Linked DNA regions of Mus musculus: regions 1 and 3 are each linked to region 2. Evidence: chromatin loops called from intact Hi-C (ENCODE). Cell type or tissue: left cerebral cortex. All regions are shown on one strand. Region 1 has its middle 120 kb from the start of Snca. Region 2 holds the start of Snca (synuclein, alpha). Region 3 overlaps Snca (synuclein, alpha).

The links. Peaks named below come from ENCODE experiments on the same cell type or tissue, not always from the same donor. Only the 100,000 strongest peaks of a DNase experiment are listed, where the experiment ranks them.
Region 1: it touches region 2 in a loop (11-fold over the local background); 3 of 42 quality-filtered maps call a loop at or near these places.
Region 3: a loop joins it to region 2, with 2.9 times the contacts of the local background. A loop is called at or near these places in 3 of 42 quality-filtered maps.

The regions. Positions count from the first base shown.
Region 1 is chr6:60,708,655-60,716,654 of GRCm38, forward strand. No RefSeq gene overlaps it. Among named protein-coding and RNA genes, the nearest start is that of Snca, 120 kb to the right of the region's middle. In left cerebral cortex, no CTCF peak of the experiment used is centred here; DNase peaks (open chromatin) are centred at 3,310 and 6,419; H3K27ac peaks cover 218 bases.
Region 2 is chr6:60,823,117-60,831,116 of GRCm38, forward strand. It overlaps Snca (synuclein, alpha), which reads right to left and starts at 5,888. Exons shown (of 6, transcript NM_001042451.2): 1 at 5,608-5,888; 2 at 4,365-4,511. The coding sequence starts at 4,485. In left cerebral cortex, no CTCF peak of the experiment used is centred here; DNase peaks (open chromatin) are centred at 4,355, 5,173, 5,377, 5,793 and 2 more places; H3K4me3 peaks cover 3,798 bases; H3K27ac peaks cover 2,040 bases.
Region 3 is chr6:60,725,332-60,733,331 of GRCm38, forward strand. Snca (synuclein, alpha) reads right to left here. Exons shown (of 6, transcript NM_001042451.2): 5 at 7,773-7,856; 6 at 6,242-6,830. The coding sequence ends at 6,798. Among named protein-coding and RNA genes, the nearest start is that of Snca, 100 kb to the right of the region's middle. In left cerebral cortex, no CTCF peak of the experiment used is centred here; DNase peaks (open chromatin) are centred at 4,978 and 6,061.

The sequences.
Region 1 (8,000 bases), 110 kb before region 2:
AGTGCTATCCCAAAAGTCCCGCATACCCACCCACTCCCACTTCTTGGCCCTGGCGTTCCCCTGTAAATAAAATTTCTAATGCCTGCCTTGTTTCTCTCTCAGCTCCTCCTTTTAGTTCTTGGCTCTACTAAACAGTTTCAATTCTATTTTCATGTCATAGACATAAAAAAATTTAGGAACTGTGATGAAAGAAAATATTTGTCCTTCTGAGCCTGATTTAAACTCATTTAAAATGAATATCTCTAGTTGCATCTATCTTCCTCTGAAAAGTATAACTTCTTTATGCCTTACAAATCCATTGTGCATATACTTATTGCTTTCTCTCTTGTTGGCATCTAGTAAGGTTACTTAATAGGCCATTGTGAATAAATCTGCAGGAAACATTGAAGAATAAGTGTCCCTGTGGTATATTGATTTGGAAGCCTTTGGACCAATACCCTTGAGTGTTGAAGATGGGGTGTATGCTAGAGCCATATTTAGCTTTGTACGGACCTCCATGCTGATTTCCTAGTGGCTAGTCAACTTCACATTACCACCATCAGTGTACGAAAGGACTCCTGTCAGTATGTTGCCAGAATTTGTTATTGCTTTCATAGTGACTGCCATTCTTACAGGAATAATATTTATCACAGTCTAGTTCTAATCTTCATTCCATTGATAGCTAGTAAGACTGAACATATTTTTATTGTGGTGATCCTTTCTTTTTCTTCCATTGAGAACTTTTGATCATTTCATTAACTCATTTGTTGATTGCGCTTGATGTCTTGTTTCGTTTTTGGATTTTGTTGGTTTTGTTTTATGGGTTTTTTGTTCAGTTCTTCATATGTTCTAGATGATAACCCTCTGACTCTGTGTCATATATATAGCTACCAAAGATGTCCTTTCATTTAGTAGACTGTCACTTGACCTGATTGCCTATTTTCTTTACTATGCAGAAGCTTTTAAATTTCAATTCTAAAACAGCTAAACTGACTTCTATCGTATCGAATGAATCTAATTCACAATAAGCAGTAGATTTCAGCTAATTAAATGATTATCTTATATTTAGTTATGGTCACTTCAGTCCAATATACATAGTTCCTGACTATACTTCATTTGCTCAGGTTCCTTAGAATTGAGCAGTAAAATCCTTGGCATATATATCTCCACATGTAATAAAATAAATTCCAGTTAGAGCTCTAGGTTCATTTTAAGTCAACTAGATAAAGATTACTATGTTATTATTGTTAATATATGAAGTTATCATCTTCACATATTACATATGCACAAAACACATGCAACTGAATTGCTTATGCCTTGCAAAGGATGTCATCTATGCTTCTTTAAGTGCTGGAACATAATGGGATCCATCACACACACACACACACACACACCTTATCTAAGCTCACAGAAAATCCTGCTCTTTCTTTCTTGTGCAATTCCCCTCAAGACAGGATAGCACACTTCTACAGAGGGGATGTCACTGAGGCTTGTTTGTATCCCTCCATAGAGGCTCAGAGGTTTCAAGTACGTTATTCTCCCCCAAAGGAAGAAAGGACAAGAGAGATGCTGTTTGTGAAACAACCCTGCTGTCTGCACACATGCCATTCACCAGTGTGCCTGACAGCAAAGCATCCCTCTCTTCACTGACATTTGTGCTTCCCAGCTACTGTTCAGACTCTGCTGGTCCATGGTCCTTCCTCTGAAAGCACGAGTGAATGTACAAAGAATTCCATTCTATTTTTGTCTTGTCTGCTTTGCTCAATCCCCCTGATATCACTTCAGCTTAGCATTCATCTGCTCAGACAAAGAGCATGCCACTTCCTGCTATCCATCCATCAATCACAAGAACTAACAAAAGGGGTTCATTAAAGGAGTTAAGTGTTTTGTTATTATAAGAGGCAAGAAAGCAAATATTGGTTTATTTCTATTATGGTATGCTTTTATAACAGCACCGAACACTGTTCTCTCCTTAGTTAACTGTAACCCTCAAAAATTACTCAGTTTCTTTATGATATTACTCTGATGAGCAAAAGAATAACTATGAGGTTTTGTTGTTTAAAAATAAAGGGCTTATATGTAATTATTGGGAAGGCTCAGTGGGCTTTGTTCGTTTGTTTGTTTTCTCATATGTGTATCATGTGAAGAATCACTTCAGTCCTTGGTAAATTTTGAATGCTGATATAAATAAGTATAGCACAGGTACTGGCTGATTTTGTGTGTCACCTTGACAGGAGCAGGAGTTATCATAGAAAAAGAAGTCTCTCTTGAGGAAATGTCTCCATGAGATCCATCTGTAAGGCATCTTCTCAATTAGTGATCAAGGGTGGGAGGGCCTATTGTGAGTGGCACCATCCCTGGGCTGATAATCTTGGGTTCTATTAAAAAAAAAAAAAAGCAAGCTGAGCAAGCCAGGGGAAGCAAGCCAGTAAAAAACATCCCTCCATGGCCTCTGCATCAGCTCCTGCTCCCTGACCTGCATGAGTTCCAGTCCTGACTTCTTTCGGTGGTGAACAGCAATGTGGAAAATGTAAGCTGAATAAACCCTTTCCTCCCCATCTTGCTTCTGGGTCATGGTGTTTTGTGCAGGAATAGAAACCCGAACTAAGACGACACACAATTAACAACTTCTCTAGAGAGCACTTTAAAGGAACATTTTCATCAGAAGTTTATAATAGGGTAAAATCCTTCTATCTAAGAGTACTGAAGGCTCCATAGCTCACACACTTCAGAAGGAAACCCTAGCTTGTCCTTTTGCAGAAGGACTGAGCCCAGATGTTATTGATAATTATACTATTACATAGAAAATCACTCTATTTTTCTATAAAATTGCTTTTCAGCAAAGCTTTCAAGTTCTTAGAAAATTCAGGGCAATTGATGCAGCCAAGATTTGACAAATGTCTCAGTAGGGAAAGAATGAACAATACAGCAAACTGAGATGATTTCTAAAATTCAATGTTTACTTTCCAAAATAACAGTGAAAGCATTTTGGCTGCTTGTATCTGCATTAGAAGGGGAAAAACCTGGGCATGTCTGTTATTTGCATGACGAAACACATGGATAATCTGTCCCTTGGTGCTGAAGACATAATACCTTAAATGTGTATTTATCAGTTTTGATAGTCAGTACAGTTTAACTAATAAACTGCCATACTCTGCTTTTTCAGTCGTAGAAGTAGCTCTTAGCCTGTGCATGTATTTCTAAGAGCTCTCCCTTCTAGGACTTACACCTCATACCTAGCGATGGGGTTCTTCCATTCACAGCTCTACCAAGTTGCTTGTATCTAATATGCCTCATTTAACTCTGGCAGCCAGACCAACACAAGAATTTGGTTAGTGAGACTGAAAGACACAGAAGCTTCTGGTCTGGTGGCTGAGTCTTACAGTAGCGGTACAGACCTGGGCACTTCAGAAACCTGTCCTGTCCCTGATGAGCTCTGCCTTCTCTTTTGGAATAGTCACTAGCATCTTCTGAAAGAGCAGACTTATTTAACATAGACCCAGATGGTGTCTGTTACTTTCAAGGGTAAGAATCTTAACTAATGCCTGTAGCCTATCTTTATCATGTGTGTTTACCACTGATGCCATTTCCACATCCCCAGCTTTCTAATAATGATTAATAATGATAGAACAATCCAAATTTAATCTGTAGCACAGCAAAGCAAGTGAGAGAGAGAGAGATTTTTTTTGTTTGTTTTCTTTTTTTTTTAACAGATTTATTTATTTTATGTATATGAGTACACTGTAGCTGTGAGCCATCATATGGTTGCTGGGAATTGAACTGAGGACCTCTACTTGCTCTGACCCTGCTTGCTCCGGCCCAAAGATTTATTTATTATTATATGTAAGTACACTGTAGCTGTTTTCAGACACACCAGAAGAGGGCATCAGATGTCATTATGGATGTTTTGTGACCCACCATTTGGTTGCTGGGATTTGAACTCAGGACCTTTGGAAGAGCAGTCAGTGTTCTTAACTGCTAAGCCACCTCTCCAGGCCCTAGGGTCTTCTTTTATTTTTTCCCTGACCAAGTTATCACTGAGTAGAGTTCAGTTTCCATGGGTATGTGGGTTTTCTGTTGTTTTTGTTGTTATAAAGACCAGTCTTAGTCCATAGTGATATGATAGCATGCATGGGATTACTTCAACCTTCTTGTATTGGTTGAGGCTTGTTTTGTGACTGATTATATGGTCAATTTTGGAAAAGGTACCATGAGGTGCTGAGAAGAAGGTCTATTCTTTTGTTTTAAGGTGACATGTTCTATAGATGTCTGTTAAATCCATTTGGTTCATAACCTATTAGATTCACTGTGTGAGAGAGAGAGATTTATTTGAAAAAATTTTTCAGATAAAAGTGCTTCTATTAACCATAATTAAATAAAAATTTAACAATATTCATACTAAAACTCCATGCATTCTAGCTTATGAAAATAATATTTTCATGAATATACCTTTTGTGATATAATTAGACTATGTCCATCACTTCTACTGCTCAGTATACCCTACTAAGTTTTGTTAATTTTATGTTCTAGCTAGTGACAAGATAGCTTGGGAAGGACACAGTAAACTGAAGGACAGATTAGTATTTGAAATAGTCACATATTGATAAAGGGTTTTTTTTAACAATACAGAATCTCTAAGATGTCATAATGACAGCCTTGTCATCTTAAAATAAGGAGTAATACCAGTTTTCATAGCCACCCCTAGATAATGTCAATATAACTTTTTATATATGAAGAATCAATAAGTAAATACACCATACATGTCCTTTTTGGCCAGAGTTACCTCACTCAGAATATTTTTCTAGTTCTACCCACTTGCCTTCAAACCTCATTATGCCCTCATTCCTAATAGGCAGATAAGGCTGCTGTGAACACTAATAAGTGCATATTAGCCAAAGAGAGTACAGAATACCCAGGATACAATTCACAGAACCCAAGAAGGTTAGCAAGCTGAAGGGCCCAAGTTAGGATGGTTCAGTCCCACCTGGGAGGGAGAAGAGCAATCACAGGAGGCAGAGGGAGGAAGGGACCTGGGAAAGGGGAGAGGGTGGGGAAAAGGGGAACATAATCAGGTATTGGTGATGGAAGAAAACAGGAGAGAAGCCCAGAGAGGCAGCAGAAAGAATGGAAAACAAGCAACCTCAGGAGATGGGAGGTGGGGGAATCTTCTAGAATGTACCAAAAACCTGGGAAGTAAGATACTCTCAGGACTCAAAGAGAGGGATCTTAGATGAAATGCCCAACAGTAGGAGAGAGAACTTGTAGAGACAACCTCCAGGAGAAAGACAGATGTGGTTGCCATCCCATATCAAAATCTCTAACCAGGAATTGTTTCTGTCAAAAGGAACTTCAGGGACAAAAATGGAGAAGAGACTGAGGGAAAGGCAGTCCAGTGACTGCCCCAATTTGGGATTTATCTCAAGAGTCCAAGGCCTGACACTATTACTGATCCTATGGTGTGCTTACAGACAGGAGCCTAACATGACTGCCCTCTGAAAGGCCCAACAAGCAACTGAAAAGGTCAGGTGCAGATATTTACACCCAACCAATGGACAGAATCTGGTGACCCCTGTAGTTAAATTAAGGAAAGCCTGGAAGAAACTGTGGAGGAGGGTAGTCCTAGAGGAAAACCAGAAGTCTCAACTAACCTGGACCCCTGAGATTTCTCAGACACTGAGCCACCATACAGGAAGCATATACCAGCTGATGTGAAGTCCCTGACACATACTTATTGGTAATATTATACCTCCTGTTTTTCCCTCGTAAATCAGCTGACTAGTAAGGGAGAAATTTGAAAGGATATCCAGACCAAGACAGCCTTGCCCTAATAAATGAAGAAAACCTAAAATTCACTCTGTATGGACTGCCTGAGACCCACAAAATATCAAGGCAGTCAATATAACATGGAGATGGACAGAGTTCATAAGCTCCCACTCATAACTTAGAAGCTATGGACAGCTGATCGCTTCTTAGGGAGAGAGAATTTTCTTTAAGGGCTTGGAATTTGGTACATGAACTATGTTCCAGTTCATGCCCCCACATCCATAAGTATATGGGCAGCACAAAAGGACTCAGTTGTTTAAAAATAAGAAAAGAGGAAGAAATATGAATTTGAGAGGAGTTGGGAGGTAAGATGGATATGGGAGGAGTTTGGGAATGGAATGTGGGATCAATAAGCTCAAAATACATTCTATGAAAATCCCAAGGAATTAATACGAAAGTTTACATCCAAACCTGCTAACAGTTCTGGAAAATACTTCAGTACAGAAGTTTAATTTACCTTTCAGTTTTTTAAATATTTACCTAACTCTCTGAGAACCAATGCTGGAGAGAGTACATCCTATAAAAATAAGATAGACTGTGATTCATGAGGCAAGCCTAGCAATTACACAGTATTGTGCCTCTCCTGCTTCCTAACCTTTTCTAGGTCATATCCACTTTAGAAGTGGTTCAAAATATAAATGTGTTCAGCCATAAAAAGTTGCATAGACATATGGCCATTAACTTTTATGTAAAATGCAAAATCTGCATATTATTTAAGTGTGATACTTTAATCTACCAATGGGCACTATGAGAAGCAAACCTAAACTTTGAACTTTTCAGCTCTCTTAAAAATTAAGATTTCTGTTTCTTTTTTTGCATCTAACCATGGATAATTTAAATTTTAAGGTTTTACTCTTACCATTTGTTTAAATAGGTGTTTTTTTTACTCTTGTGGCTCTTTTAAGTGATCTGGGAAGGCAATTTAAGAGTGTTGCAGATACTTACTGCATCTAAAATATGAGGAATTATGATATAAGTACAACAAACTCTTGGGGCTGGAGCGATGGTTAAGAGTTCTCAGTGCTCTTCCAGTGGACCTGAGTTCAGATCCTAGCAGACACACTGAAAGAATCGTAGCAGCTTGCAATCCAGCTCCAGAGGATCCAAAACCCTCTTTTAGACTTTATGGATACTGCACTGGTGTGCACATCCACATGGACACAATGAAAATTAAAATAAATAGTTTTCTTTTTAAATTGTATTTCTATAGTGTAAACTTCTGACACATTGGAGTCTCCCTGCTGTTGTTATTGATCACCAAAGCTACAATATTGAGTACAGCAGGAGACTTACCAAAGACATCTGAGCAGCAAGGGACCCACTTTTAATGTTATTTTCCTCTATATGAGTTATGTTGAGGTAAGATTATACTTATTTGATGCTTTGCAAAATTTTAAAACTATGTCCATGAAGTTATTCTGAATCAAAAGATGTTTTGGAAGTTATCAAATTCTATCTCAGATGAAGTACAAGAAAATATTTCTGCAATCATAATAATGCTTAGAATTTTGTTTCATAAATACTTATGTTTTTGCCTCTTATTCTTTGAGGTCTTACTTGTTTTTACAGTAATCTTCACAGTAGTATTAGAAGGAATTACTATAATGTAAACATGTCTACTTAAACAATATTTTAGTTTGATAGCATCTTACTCTTAAAATTTTGACTTTTTTCTTTTATGACGTTTTCTTAATCCACTGAAGATGAGAAGACCTCACCCTAGAGTTTTCTAACAATACTTTAGCTATAATAGATCTTAATTACTCTATAAAAACATATAATACATGTTCAAAAATCTCAATTTATATCTAATGTTCAGAGTCTATGATTACAGAAGTAGCATGTCAGAACTTTAAGACAATGAGCCAAAAACAAAAGCAAGACCAAATTTGGAGAAATGGAAATGTTGAATAAATGGAAAATGTGTTTGTCTTTTTAATAACTTCAAAACAGCAGGACATGGTAGTGCATGCCTGTAGTCCCTGCTACTTGGAAGATGAGGAAAAAGTTGTTTGAGCCAATGAGTTTGAGGTTAGCCTGGTTAACTGATGGGACCTTATGCTGAGCAGTAGATGGCCAACACAAAATATACTCAGTGATTTTATTTTATTTTATTTTATTTTTTGGAAGAGCTTTTTATCTCACATTGCTTTACTTGGCTTTATTTGAACATTTTTACCTTACTGGTATTTTGCTTC
Region 2 (8,000 bases):
CAAATTCTGAAAGAAGTAGTTTAATGTAGTCACCAATTACATTGGGCTTTCATTATTTTTGCGATAATTTTTAGGGTGAAGTGCTAGCAGTAAAGTTTGTACCTCGAATAATTACTATTAATTTATGCACTGCAATCACAGGTGTTTAAGTTGTGCTTTATGAGACAGGTGCTATTCACATCACAACTGGAAATGGTGGTGGGCAGGGCACCCTGCACAAGTAGTAGAACAGCTTGCGTGAGAGAACTCAACTCTTCTGTATCATCTTCACTACAACAAGCTTTAAGAGCTCCTGTCTAGAGGAGACACAGGGACAAAGAGTGGAGCAGAGACTGAAGGAAAGGCTTCATTTTATTTGCAGACACCAAACCCAGACACTACTGCTAATACCAAGAACTGCTTGCTGAAAGGAGCCTGATACAGCTGTCTCCTGAGAGGCTCGGCTAGAGCCTGATCAATACAGATTCGGATGCTGGAAGCCAACCATTTTGAAACCCCATAGGAATATCAATCAACAAGACCCTCCAGAGCTCCCATAAACCACCAACCAAAAAGTACACATAGAGGAACCCATAGCTCCAGCTGCATATGTAGTAGAGGATGGCATTGTCTGGCATCAATAGAAGAAGAGCCCTTGGACCTGTGAAGGCTGGATTCGCTAGTGTAGGGGAATGCCAGGGCCGTGAGGTGAAAGTATATGGGTGGCAGGGGAGCATTCTCATAGAAGCCAGGGAAGGGGTTTAGAATAGAATAGGGGATAACGTTTAAAATGTAAATACATAAAATACCCAATTAAAAAAAAAGCATGACCAAGGAAAACTAATGCTCACTGGCTGGTCTCTTGTCTGTCTTCTTTGCCTCAGCAGTAACAGAGAATTTGACGTTTGGTAAAATCATGGAATGCCTCTTTAATGAAAGACAAATGAGTCTTGAAGGCCCTGTATCTCAAACCATACCTCTCACCTTTGTTATCCTAATTATCAGCTAAGTTATAAATGATAGTTTATCTTCAGTTTACAGGTGAGATCTAACTGATAAGATATAGCAAAAAAAAATTAGTCATCAAGTAGCAAATAAGAAGTAAGATATGGAAGCTGGGGAACAATATAATAATGGCTTCTCTGAGCCTAGAAATGTACCCTGCCTTCCACCCCACCCTGTCTTGTTTATTTGGAATATTACAAGGATACGGACCTAAGAGGAATGTGAGAAATGAGTCATATCATTGGTTTATATGCTGACTACTTAGCAACATGTAGTTAAGTCTCACATGTGAGACTTAGGAGTTAGATGTGTGACCACAGCTCTTCACCAGGCAGTGAAACAGAACTTGAAGGTGATTTTCTTTATAGTATTAATAAAACTAACATGAAGTGAAGAAAACTTTTTGACTTTAAATTCAATTTATAATTATACATCACGCCATTGAGACTGTTGATTATGAAGCTAAAATATGTTAATTGAATTTTTTGTGCAAATATCACAGAGACAATCAGCACACTGATTAGTATGGCAGGTCTTCAATTCATTGAAAGGCAGTTGTCCAAGGCATTTGTTATTAGAGATGAGATGAGACTTCTGCCAAGCCTTTTCAGCCATAAGTGCTGAAGTTTACATTGTTTTTCTTTGATTACTTCTAACCTTTTATTTTTAATCTTTTGTTTTTCTGGTACGGGAATAGAACCCAGGGCTGCATGCTGGCAGACAAGCACTGTGCCACGGGAGCTATGTCCAAAGTCCAGATTATTTCTAATCCTTCAGGTTAGGTATTAATAATAGTTTCATATCTTGGATAAAAAGTAAGAAATTAGGTTGACTGAGTAACAGATAGATTGAACAACTTCTCTGACAAGATTCAAGTTTCCTAAATATGAAAGTGCACTCAGTTACTACCTTAACTACATAACTTTAGTAACTTTACAAAGCAGTTGCATTTTTATGAACTATGTGTATGTGAAAAAGGGGAGGAGACTCAAAGATATCAAGTTACCTCCTGCAGATGCTAAAGGCAGAAATCATGTGGCTTGAATTAAATTTCTGTCTGTATCAAGTCAAGTCCAGAGTCTACATTCCTTTCATTTCTCTATAGTCTCTGAGTCAATAAAGACAGAGGCAGAGTCACACTGTTTTTTGCCTATGGTTGTTTTCATACTTTAACAGCACAGTTGATTATCTAAGCAATAATCAGTATAGCCAACAGTACAGCTGATTATCTATGACAGATTTTCTAATATGTGTTGGAACATTAACAGAAGTTGACAAATATCTGAGCTATCATTCTTATCTTCACACATTACTCTTCATCCCAAACTCTATGCATGTGTTCAGCTTTTAATTAGATTCCAGAACATAATAAGCAATTGATTAATTAAACATGTTTTAAATATAATAACAGACATTGATAATTTTAATAATATTAGACATATTAAAATTACACTTTCAATATAATGGCCTCACAGAGACCAACAAAATTAATCTTTGAAAAATATAATCACTTTATTTGCCCAAACTCAAAATTAACAATAAAAACAAAGAAGTGTTCTGCTTGACAAAATCCATTTATTATCCAGAAAGAGTAATATACTAAATTAATATTCAACAACTTCTAAATTTGCTTTAAATTAGTGATCTACAGATATGTTTCTTAAGCAACTGAAGTAAAAAAAAAAAAAATCAGTCACAAGCCTGTAGTTGTGGAAGAATTGAGTTTTTCCCCAAATCTACAAATTACTGCTTTTATATTCTGAATTCTATCTAAAACATTATACTTCACAATTCATTAAAAAAAAAACACTCTAAAATTAGCTCATTGACACCCTTCTCTTACAATACTCATTACAAGACTTTCTGAAAGGATGTTTTAAGTAGAAAAAGAGAATTAATTCAATGTAAAATTATTCTGTGAAGAATTAGGAAAGGTGATCTGCTAGAAACTTCAATGAAAAGACACATTCATGAAAATGTTTACAAGTATCAATTCCTCACTGATCGTTTGGAGGGTCAGCATGGCTTCCCCCGATTGGTACTCTGGGTAGCATCTGCATCACTTTTGCCACCTGTTCTGCTCCTTTTCAGCCTGAATGTTTACCCTGAGTCTTCCACCAAGAGAGATGCCCTCCTAAGAAGGTGGAAACAGTGTTCACAGGAGGAAAGAGAGGTAGATGAACCCTGCAACTGTGCTCCCATGTGCACCTGTGTCTCTGCTGGGGATAAGCATGTGTGCATGGGTGTCTATTCCTTCCATGAAAGTACTAGAAGGGATTTGTAAAGTTACAGCCAATTTAACACAGGGAAAGACAGAGAAAGGGAGTGTTGGCCTTCCTTTCAATGTGTACAGTCAGGCAGAAAATGGCACTAAATATCAACCTCTTACTGTTCAGCATGTATGATCTCTGACAGGTGAACTAAACAAACATTTCTGAAGTTCCTTAAGTCCCGCTGTTCCCACTGACCAAGTGATCCCTAAAAGGAGATCCACCAAAGAAGACTTGCTTTCTTTCTTCTATTTGAGGGTCAAAGGAGTTGTATTTTCACAGTTGTAAAATAAAATTATGCAAAACTATTGTTTAAAGCTTTATAATTTATTAAACTTAGCAGGTATTACCTATAGTGATGATGAAAGAAATCAAAGTCCCATGAGTACTTGTGGCTCACTTTCTTTCTTTCTTTCTTTCTTTCTTTCTTTCTTTCTTTCTTTCTTTCTCTTTCTTTCTTTCTTTCTTCCTTCCTTCCTTCCTTCCTTTATTTCTTTATTTCTTTGTGTGTGTGTGTGAGTGTGTGTGTGTGTGTATGTGTGTGTGTGTATGTGTGTATGTGTGTATGTGTGTGTGTAAGAGAGAGTGTGTGTGTGTGTATTGTGTGTGTGTGTGAGTGTGTGTGTGTGTGAGAGAGAGAGAGAGAGAGAGAGAGAGAGAGAGAGAGTGTGAGTGTGTGTGTGTGTGTGTGTGTGTGTGTGTGTGTGTTCTCACATAGTTCAGGCTGGCATCAAATTCTCTGTGTAGCTGAAGATGACCATCAACTCCTGGTCCTTGGGCCTCCACTTCCCAAATGCCACCAGGCTTACTGCCATACATGTCTTTGATTCATAAGCATATTCTTGGTTATTTTTCATGGGTTGCCAATTTTTAAAATTCAGTGTATTCATACACAGAAACAGAAAACCAAATAAAAAACCTACATAAATAACAAGATTAATGAATCTAAGGACAGAAAACATTGTCCCTGTTTGTTTCTGAGAGCTAATATGCAGGTTCATATTCTCTCACCTCCACACAGCTGTCACTCTTCTGAGAAGCTGTGATGCACACGAATCAGACACCACACACCAGCCACCCCAATTCATTAGTCACAGTGTCACTACCTACCTACATAGAGGACTCCCTCTTTTGTCTTTCCAGCTGCCTCTGCCACACCCTGCTTGGTTTTCTCAGCAGCAGCCACAACTCCCTCCTTGGCCTTTGAAAGTCCTTTCATGAACACATCCATGGCTAAAGATGTATTTTTGCTCCACACTAGAGAATACAGAATACATTTTGAATTAGAAAATTTGGGTAAAAAAATAATAATAATAAGGTTTAAAACAGCTAGAGAAAGAAAGGAAATTGAGGGGGAAAAATCAGTATGCCTTCCCCCAAGTCCTGGTGTAAGTGTGATTTCTTGGGTGGGGGGATGTGGGGGTGCTGGGCACAGTGTTGATTGATTGTTGAGTTATGTCACTCAATACTAGGAAAAAGTCATGTCACTTAAGGATGGGATGGATCTAGTTTGATCATTCGACTGCTCTTACATACATATTTCAGAAGAAGAGTTGCAGAAGGGGAGGTGGGCATCCTCTACCCCATCAAGTTCCCAGGGCCCAAAGGTTACATTCAAAGTAAAAAGACTATCTAGAAAAGGAACATGGGAGGTGGGCGTACAGAGATGGAGTGGGGGCAAGAGGATAAAAGACCCAGAGAGGAGTCAGTCTTTGGAGAAGGAAGGGAGGGGAACTGTTTAATCTAGAAGTAGGGAACTGCTTGAAGCCCAGCCTTTCTAATCTTGCAAGACCTTCTGCCCACCACTAGCTCTTTGCCTGCTATCTGCCCAGAGCAGGCGCTGTCCATACACTTGAGCAGTCTCACTTGAGCACCACCCAACCAAGAAGCTCTGTCCTCAGCTGGAATCCTCTAGAAGACCCTGCACCCCATGCTCATTAACCCTTTATCACCTGTTGCCTACTGTCCTCTGCACTTCTATTAATCATGGGCCAAAGGCACCCTTCTTCCTCTACAGAAAGAAGCTGAAATGCCTGGGGTTGGAGCATGAAAGTTGGATGCTCAAATTCCACCCAATGCCCAGCACTAAGCTTCCACCATCCAGCACTCAACATGAAACACCCTAGCGTTTCCGCTTGAAAAAGCAGATGCCACAGGCAACCTGGCCTTTCCCTCGGGCTTTGACAGGATGGAAGGGCATGTCTCCAGCGAAAGGAAAGCCGAGTGATGTACTTTCCACGCACTGGCCCAGTCCCCACCGCCAAAGCAGCTGTAGTTGGTCTTCTCTAGGCGTCCCGGCTCTTTGCTCCGGCTAGCTAAGATCCCCAGAGCTGCCCCATCTACAGGTACTTACCGGCTCCCTAGGCTTCTGAAGAACTCCGATTCTTCCTGTTTTCCCCAATCTAATTTCAATGAAAGAGGCAAGGGCAGGCAGGGGCAGGGGGAACACCTGCTGGTCTCCTGCCGTCTGCTGCCTGCTGCCGGGCGCTCTGGCTCCCTGGCTCCTTCACGTCGCCCCCGCAGCTGATTTGTCAGCGCCTCTCCCCGCCCCTCGCCTGCCTCGTGCCTTCGCTCCTCTTCCTAGGGAGGGGACGGGTTGGTTGGAGGTGCGGTGCGTGAGGGCTGTGGGTATCTGGAGCACATTCCCCCGGATGGAAGGAAGAGAGGACGGCCTGAGCCTCCCCTCGAGTTCAGAGGGCCCTCAGTTTTATCGTGGCTGAACTTGAGCTGGCGCCTCTCCTGCCCCACCCCCCTCCTTCCCTGCCTCAGTCTGTTCCCAGTTCCTCTAGGCGACCCCCTCCTCCAGGACGAGCCCAGATGCCACACCAGAGAGCTGGACCGCCTGAAATGGTCTGTGTGCGGAGCCAGGCAATGGAGAGGGAGCACACACCCTTGGGGTTGCTTTTGTTCACACAGCTTAAGATTTCCATTTGTTTTTACCCCGGAGGAGTCTAAAAGGGTTCTGGGTGCAAAGGGGAGCCGACTAAGGAAGAGTTACAGGTCGAAGAAGCAGGGGGAGGCTCAGCAAATCCTCATTCCCACTCCACTATCACCATTTTCTTTTCCACCAATCAGCGGCTGCCAGACGCTGATTTTTTTTTCCCCATCTGTGGAGCAAGGAATAAATATCCCCCAACCGTCGAAAACCAGCTGCCTCAAGGCTTTTTTGCACTTGAGAAAGTGGCTTACTATAGAGTTACAGGATAGGAAGGTAGCGGCTGTGGGATTCACCCTCTGGGACCATCACAGGCAGTTTCTTCCTTAGTCCCTACTTAATGGCAGATTTTGCACACCTCTTACCTTTCCGACTTCTGGCTGCGTGGAGCTCCAGCGAACAGACTCTTCTTCCAATCCAAGCACACGCGCAGATAGATGCACAGGCTTTGAGACAATTTCTGTGTTACTTAACACGTTCCCACTTCTCTCTGAGATGAGCAGAATACCACTGTTTTATAGCAGAGTGGATTTGAGTGCCAAGCTCCTCCCCCAGCAGAGTGCCTTGCTTTTCCTTTCTTGTATTCTGAACTTGTGTTGGGCACTGGAAGCTAAATCAAGCGTTTACTGTATTAAAAGGGGGGGGGGGTCGTAGGAGGGAATGCTTTCTCTGATCCTTGAAGTCAGTTGACTTCTGAATCCTGAAAAATAAATAAATAAATAAATAAATAAATAAATAAATTGAAGTCTAAAAAAGCATTTGAAACAAGGGACAAGCAGCTTGTTTGGCATGCTATAAAGGAAGGAGGCAGATAAAACCACAAATGCAGAGTACAAGTAATGTGACAGAAATTAACTGTTTAAGCAACGCCTTCAATTCTTATTCCCTTTAAAAATCAACCTTCCTACACACTAGTGGCACATACCATGTTTACTTGAAATTAAAGGAAAAGGTGGCACCTCTGCAGTAGATAGGGTTAGATCCTGGGCTCTAGCATCCCCATCCTGCCAAGTTAGGACACCTGTCCTCAACCAGCCAGGTAAAGTGACATATAAATAGTGAAATACTAGAAATGGGAGTAATTCAATGTGGCCACGTTAAGAAGAGGAACAGAGGTTTAGTGCCCCAAGTTCATCTTGTTTAGATAGAGGTCAGGATGTATGTATGACTAAGCAGTAGGTCAAAGTGTGCTTCCAGCTACTGTCTCTGTCTCCGCTCCAGTCTCTTCTGCAAGGAGGTCTGACTAAGTATCTGATATCTGATATTTCTTCCTGGGAGACATGCTCACCCTGTAATTGACACAAGGCTTCAGCCTTTTCCTTCCCTCAGCAAATTCCTGGAGGACTTCCAATTTCTTGGGGTCTATTTGTCAATAGTCTAAAGCCAGATGAGAGGACACAAACGTTTCCTCGGGATAATGTTTTGCCAGGCCTGTTTTGGTTGCGTCTGGGCGTTGGTTTTCTGCCTCTCAGAACTTTACCAAGTTATGTTCTATTTAGCCAGGTTTTTTTTTTTTCTATTATAGAAGAGAAAGTGAATTGAGATGACACCTCTCCTCTAAAATTTTAGAATGTAAAACATTTAAACATATTTACAGTTGTGAGACTAAGATTCCTACATAAATATCACCAGCTTCCACAAGCATCATTCTGTGCCTTCAGCATGGCTACTCTGTCACTATCGACTTCTCTCCTTCTAGAGATTTAAGCTTTTCATGTTTTTCCATCTGGGAACATTCTAGCACACATTAATAAATGTGAGAATGACTGAAATACCCAGGATGGCATCAAATGATATTCTACATTGAATTA
Region 3 (8,000 bases), 98 kb before region 2:
TTTTCTATTAAAAGTAGATATAAATTCTATAACTGAGCATATCTGACATCATGTTTCTTACAGAACTCTAAGAATATAACTCATTCTAAGCAGTAATAGCATCACAGACTCACAGACCATTTTCTATCAGCCAGTAATAATCCAAAACATGCTACATAATATTTATCTTTTGTGGAGCAATGCTTTGACATACTATGATTGCCATATGCATTTTTGACCGATAAATAGAGGTACCCATCTGGGTATCAAATTATTTGTTTGTACTACCACTAGCAATAGGCTAGACAATCTTTAAGGGTCTTGTTTTGATATCTGGGTCTTCAACACTCCCCTGGTCAGCCTCCCAAGCATGCATCATTGTCTATTCTAAGTCAAGAATATTATATCCTTCCTAAGATAAACACATAGATTTGCCACTATATTTGCTTAGATTTGACGTTACTAGATCCCAGCTTAACTTCCATATTTATGAACATGAGTTCGTGTCTATCTCCTTTTACGGTATAAACCTGGTGTTTATTTACCTACAAAAGGCAGTTAAAAAGGCTTGAAGGAACATAATTAATATGAAACAGATTTCTAAGGCAGCATGACTTTGCTATGTTGCTATAGAAACAATGGGGATTTCTGGTCACTGACCTTTCAGATAATGCAAGAATATGCTTTCATAAAACTCATAAGAGTAATCAGCCTAGGATATTCATCTCTAGTTTCTGGTGGAGCATTTTGAAATCCCCTTTGCAGTCCTGGATGATTTTAGAGTTAAATTGTATTGTTCAGCGTTACTATAGAGTCAAAGTATAACTCTTTGAAGAAATATTTTTAACTGATTCTAATATGAGATCTAAGATTAACACAGTGACCATGTGAGCAGCAAAGAAGAAGAAATGTTGAGATTAAAGGAAACAAAGTCATCTTTCAAAAAGTTCTGATGATATATCTGTTCTGCTACATTTTGAGCTCTTCTATCATATGTTTCACTAACTATAAAAATAAGGCCTCACTCTATCAAAGTGTAACTAGAAATTAGAATTTTATCGCAAAACATTAAAGGATCAATATCATTGGCCAATGGAAATTTTTAGCTTATTCCCTTAATATGGTAATGCATTCATATACTAGGTTTTCACTGATAAATAAACACAATTAAAATTCCTAGTTAAGAAAGAATTTATCGCCAGGTGTGGTGGCGTGCGCCTTTAATCCCAGCACTTGGGAGGCAGAGGCAGGCGGATTTCTGAGTTCGAGGCCAGCCTGGTCTACAGAGTGAGTTCCAGGACAGCCAGGGCTATACAGAGAAAACCTGTCTCGAAAAAAAAAAAAAAAGAAAGAAAGAAAGAAAGAAAGAAAGAAAGAAAGAAAGAAAGAAAGAAAAGAAAAGAAAGAATTTATCTATTTCTTTGGCCATTTGGCAGAAGCCAATGATTCAATGGAGACATGGCAAAGCTTGCCTTGTGACAGATTATTGTTATGATTACATCAATATTTCAGTTTTTACTGGAAATAAATGAGGAAGATCATCAGCAAATGCATCATTTAACTACAATAAAATACCTGTCAATGGGTGACAAGATTATCTAATATCAGAATGGAAATCTGTCTAGCAGTTCCTCAGAAAATTAGACATAGTACTACCTTAGGACCCAGCTATATCACTCCGGGCCATATATCCAGAAGATGTAATAAGGACACATGCTCCACTATGTTCATAGCAGCCATATTTATAATAGCCAGAAGCTAGAAACAACCCAGATGTCCCCCAACAGAGGAATGGACACAGAAAATGTGGTACATTTACATGATGGAGTACTACTCAGCTATTAAAAACAATGACTTCATGAAACTTGCAGACAAATGGATAAAACTTGGAAATATCATCTTGAATGAGGTAACTCAGTCACAAAAGAACACACATGATATGTACTAAAGGTTTGGAATATCCAAGATTCAATTCACAGACCCTATGAAGCCCAAGAATGAAGAACAAAATGTGGATGCTTCAGTCCTTCTTGGAAGGTTGAACAAAAACTCACAGGAGGAAATATGGAGACAAAGTGTGGAGCAGAGACTGAAGTAAAGGCCATCTAGAGACTGCCCCACCTGGGGATCCATTCCATATATAGCCACCAAACCTGGATGCTATTGTGGATGCCAGGAAGTGCTTGCTGATGGAAGACTGATTTGGATGCCTCCTGAGAGGCTCTGCCAGAGTCTGACAAAAACAGAGGCAGATGCTCACAGTCAACCATTGGACTGAATATGGCGTCCCTGATGGAGGAGTTGGAGAAGGGACTGAAGGAGGTGAGGGGCTTTGCAGCTCCATTTAGGGAGCAACAGTGTCAACCAGCCATACCCTCTGGAGCTCCTAGGGATGGGACCACCAATCAAAGAATACACATGGAGGGACCCATGGCTCTGGCTGCATATGTGGCAGTGGATGGCCTTGTTGGACATCACTGGGAAAAGAGGCTCTTGAGTCTGAGGTTGTTTGATGCCCCAATGTAGGGGAATGCCAGAGAGGAAAGACAGAAGTGGGTGGGTGAGTGGGGGAACAACCTCATAGAGGCAGGGGGAAGGAGAATGGGATATGGAATTTCTGAAGGGGAGACCTGGAAAGGGGAAAACATTTGAAATGTAAATAAAGAAAATATCCAATTAAAAGAAAAGAAAAGAAAAGAAAAGAAAAGAAGAGAGAAGAAAAGAAATATCTCTTCAGATATAAAACTCTCATAGCACAAAGGCACATAAAGAAAAATAGAAGCATCCCAGTATTTGTACCTTGAGCAGTACAATCCACACTAGTGATCAGACATTTAGAAATTTCTCTAATGTAGTGGCACATTCTTCTTCTAGAGACTTTGTGAAGGCTGGGACTCTAAATCCTTCCACTTACTGGAGAGGTAGTCTTGATCAAACTCTTTAGCCATTAGGTGCTTAATCTTGTTCATGTAATAAGTGAGATAGAAAATTCAATTTCTTGGTATTGTTTTGAGAATTAAATGACCTAAAATTATGTATTAAAATCACACCTAAATATATATATTAGTCAAATAACGTTTTCTTAAAGTATATCCAAATTCAGGGACAGGGCTAGCATGATCATGCCAGTCCTGATGTGTTGCGATGCCCAAGGAAGAAAGAATGCAGACACACTCATCCTACATAGAAATACAACTTCCCCATGGCAATGCCAGGGGCAGTATGCTAAGTTTTTAGAAGAATGTATTTTCTTCCTTGGGATGGGTTTAAATACCACAGACTCCTATAAAAAGAAAAAAATTACTGCACTCAGGCTAAAGTGTCCCACAAAACTCCAGTAAAAGATGCCAGTAGTGAGTACTGGGTCTTCAAGTTACTCCCAACTTCTGACCTTGGTTCCTTAATTAGAGGTTCCCAAGATTCTCTGCTTAGTTTTAATGATTTTTAGGAGTAATAATATACAACTTACTCAGTATATTACCAGTTTATTGCAAAAGATAGACTCCAGGAGCAACCACATAAAAAAGACACAAAGAGCATCGTAGGTGTGTGTTAGGAACCTCAGGACATCTCTGTTTGCTCAATTGCCCAGAAGCTGCCTAAGCCTTTTATAGGGACTTTTATAAAGAAATAGTGAAGATGGATCTTAAGATCTAAATCTTTCCCCTTCCTGGGGGACTGAAATAGGGTCTAAAAGCTTTAAGTTGCTAATCATGGTTTCACAGTTCTGCTGCCCAAGGCCAGGACTCAGAATACATGTCTTGAAATATGTTAACACTTTGGCTTGTTGTGTATTTGAAACTGAGGGAAACAGAAGAAAGCTTTGGAATCAGAAAGCTCCTCTCTCTCTCTCTCTCTCTCTCTCTCTCTCTCTCTCTCTCTCTCTCTCTCTCTCTCTCTCTCTTTCTCTCTCTCTCTCTCCCCCCTACCTTCCTCCTTCTCTCTGACCTTTCCATCTCTGAAGACCCTCAAGTAATACTCACCCATCTCCGAAGGAAAGAATACTAACAGAAGCAAGAAAAATACAAACTGGATTTGTCAGCCCTCTCAGTATATTTCCATTAGGTGATATGACATTTGAAGTTAACCATAGTTCTATAAAACTGTTTATTCTTCTACAAAATTCAAACATAAAAATATAGTTTTCTACTATTTTTAGCCCTTAATGCCTAACTCCTCATCTATCATGCCAAACTTTGGTTAGCTAAGTTAGCTCTTCATTTTGCTCTTCTTTCTTACAGAGATATCTACTGCCATCCTTGTGCTGATTGAGGTAAATATAGTCCTTTCTCTCTTATACATCAGCCAGCTTCAGAAGCCAAATTGTGTGCATTTCATCAGAACAAGAGTTAAGAAATTCTTAGCACTGGGAGCTATGTGCAAACCACGGATGAGAGATAGATCGATAGATGATAGATGATATAGATAGATAGATAGATAGATAGATAGATAGATAGATGATTGATAGATAGATAGATAGATAGATAGATAGATAGATGATAGATAGATAGATAGATATCGATAGATCAGTTATTAGAATAAGAGACACACTTAGCAATCATATGGCACATAAAATCACAATGCTTTTAAATTACTCCTCCAGGAATTAGAGGCAGAAACATTCTGAATATGTTTCCTGAGACAGTGTCTCAAACCATAAGCCTCCTGGCTCTGAATAGATTATAAGTGTACTAGTTGTATGACACCCTATGTATAAATTCCATTATGCCACAAATAGCTATACAAATTATGAAGTATACTTGCATCTTACAATCTGGAGAAGAGACTTTTGAAAAGAAGGCAAAAGTTGAAATTCCAAAGTGTACATTTGATTGTGTAGTGCTGCCAATTGTGGGGCCCAAGCCTGCTGTGGACGGCTTTCTTTAAAGTCCTTCGTGGACTCATTACAAATCAAACAGCTCTGACTTGGGATTTAAATCTGGAAAGCTAAAGCTCTAGTCAAGAGGCATCCTCAGACTGCACTTCTCAAGGGCTGGACTCCTACCAGGGCTTGTGTGAACTAAGGAGCTTCCTTTAGGTGGTGAGTGAAACACTCTTAAGATAAAAGAAAGCTAAACAGCAAAAACTCATTAACTGTTCGCACATTGACAGCGTGGCACTGCTTAAGAGAAGAAGAGCTTTACAATACCATACCCATCAATAGCAGTTCTCAAGGTCAAGCACAGTCTGCCTCCAGTCCTACACTGCTCATTGTCATTGTCATCAATTTGATTGTGTTCTGTTTGTATCTTTCCTTTTTAAGAAGAGGGTACTTTCGGTAAATATATAATGTACCCTAAACACCATCTGGGCTACCTTAATAATGAATCCTTCATCAGCTTCAAGGAAACATAAATTAGATAAGGAGTTATCACCTATTTCCAGGGTCAAAGCACACATGCAACTGAACACTCCATAGTATTTTCTCAACTGGGCAGAAGGAAGTTCCAGTGGTGCTATCTTCATGGTCTCCCACTCCTCTTCTGTTCCTGTCACTGTCCAACACACATCAATTACTCATGACCGTACAGGAGCAACAATATTCGTTACAGAAAGTGTACTCTCTGCAAGTGGTTTTCACTGTGGCTTTGCTGGTTTTCTTCTGAATAATTAGGAAGATGAACTGAGTAATTTCTCAGTCAGTCAAGTTTTTGTCTTCATTCATGGGTAATTAAGCCTATCTAAAGAAACCTTTTCCTAAAAGATATTCCCAAATCCCTGTTATTCACAAATTGACATTGCCTTTTGTTCCATTTTGCTTTTACCTTTGCGTACCTGCTAAGGTATCATATACATAGCCCACTGCCTGGGGTCCCTGAGGAGTTTTAAGGTATTTCCTGGGTTCTTTTATACACACACACACACACACACACACACACACACACACACACAAATACACACACACACACACACACACACACACACATATACATGCCATAAATTCCAAATTAAGGTTCTTCAATGGCCTGCCTCTGATATGCTAATGTGTCTTATGAATATGTAAAAGTTCACTATCCCTCACACGTTTTAGTTCCAATGAAGTGTTTCCTCAAGTGCAGCCACAGCTCTGAGCAGAACTGTAGATAAAGCTGGCTGTGTTCAATCTCACTGGAGAATCCTTCCTGCTGTTCCATCTCTAAATCCCCTCGGTTCCTTAAGACATGTTGCAACTTTTCATTCCAGTTCACTGTGTCAGTTGTCATTAAATGTTCATGTTCCTGATATGCATGATTTTGTTACTAAAGTAAAAGGAACCAGGAAAGATTTTGCAATGGATAATATTTTATTTTATTTTCCACCATTTATATACAAACACAAGTTAATAAAACACATCACAAAACTGTAAAATTCATAAATTAATATTTATAGGTGCATAGTCTCATGCTCACATAATTTTAAAATATATATTAACAAATTTCACAACACATCATTCTTAGACAGAAAGAGTCATTCAGGACACCTAAAACTCTTGGAGCAAATCACAACTTCTTAAGAACAGCAACAAAAAGAAAACGATGAAGATTTAGAAATAAGTGGTAGTCACTTAGGTGTTTTAAGTTTCTTCTAACAATTTAAGTGTGAAGCCACAACAATATCCACAGCACACAAGACCCTGCTACCAGGTTTTCACTGTAGTGAGAGGGGAGCACCGGGATGCTGAGGGGCAGGTACAGGACGCCGATCACTGCTGATGGAAGACTTTGAAACACACTGTACAGCTTTGAGAAAAGGTCATGACTGGGCACATTGGAACTGAGCACTTGTACGCCATGGAAGAGCAGCCGGCAGATCTTAGGAGATTGGGTGCAATGACATTCTTAGGCTTCAGGCTCATAGTCTTGGTAGCCTTCCTAATATCAGGAAAAGAAAATAATAACAGCATGCCTTGTCAGTGAAGTGACAGATATCAACTGTCTGCTTCACAGTGGGGGAGGGCTCATCATTTCAATCAGATAAAATTGATCCTCAGAGCAGTGTTTGGAACTTATCTGTCATTGACATTTATTGGCTTTTTCATACGTATCAACTGTAAGTTATAGAGGACATCACCGTTAGATTATTAGGCCCAATTCTAGGTATATCATTTGATCTGTGCTCTCCTCCTGCAGTGTGAATTGGCAGGGTCTCTGGATTCTCTCCTTTGCTCTGCAGTGTGAGCTGTGCACACCTAGGTAAGCTGCATGAAGCCTCCTCCAGAGCTCATCTTTCGCCTTTCTCTCCCCCATTAGAACACTCCACCTTCATGAATTGCTTCCATGAAGGATCTTTCACATGAAAGCCCAAGCCTCCTGGACAAAATCCAGATAACATTCATGACAGTAATGACCCAATGTAACTGAATTTGATAGCCTTCCTCAAAATTAACTCTAATTAGGATTGTGCTGTTAAACTAAACCTATCATCAAACTCTTCTTTTTCCAAATGTAAAAATAAACTTAAATGATGGTAACTTGGGGCTCTACAGTTTGTCTAAAACCTTAGTTATGTCTTCAGCCTTAATCTGTCATTTTTCTGTTTTCTAACCATGATTCATAACTGCCCGTTGTTACTCAGACATTTCCATATGCCTTTGTTACTACCAGTCTCTTGTTCTAGAATGTTTTAATTTTGACCTACTATATCCCTTACCCTCTCCCACAAAGATTAAAATCATTTGCTCTAAAATATTTTCTTGATTGAACTATGCCAACCATAATGTGAGAGAGATCTGATAGTGGCAGGGTTTTGATGGTATGTGTTCCAAATTAAACACCTAAAGTGTTTTGCTTAGTTTTCTTTATACAGGCATTTACCTCTGAAGGCATTTCATAAGCCTCACTGCCAGGATCCACAGGCATGTCTTCCAGGATTCCTTCCTGTGGGTACCCCTCCTCACCCTACAGAGAGGGAAGAGAAAGCACAATAAGAGAGTGTTTTAACTTCTGAAAACCAGCTTGAAAAAGACACCTTATCTTCAAGGTGCTGCACGAAGTGTTATCAGAAGTGCATTCTTCTGTATTATTGATGGATTCTAAGTGTAC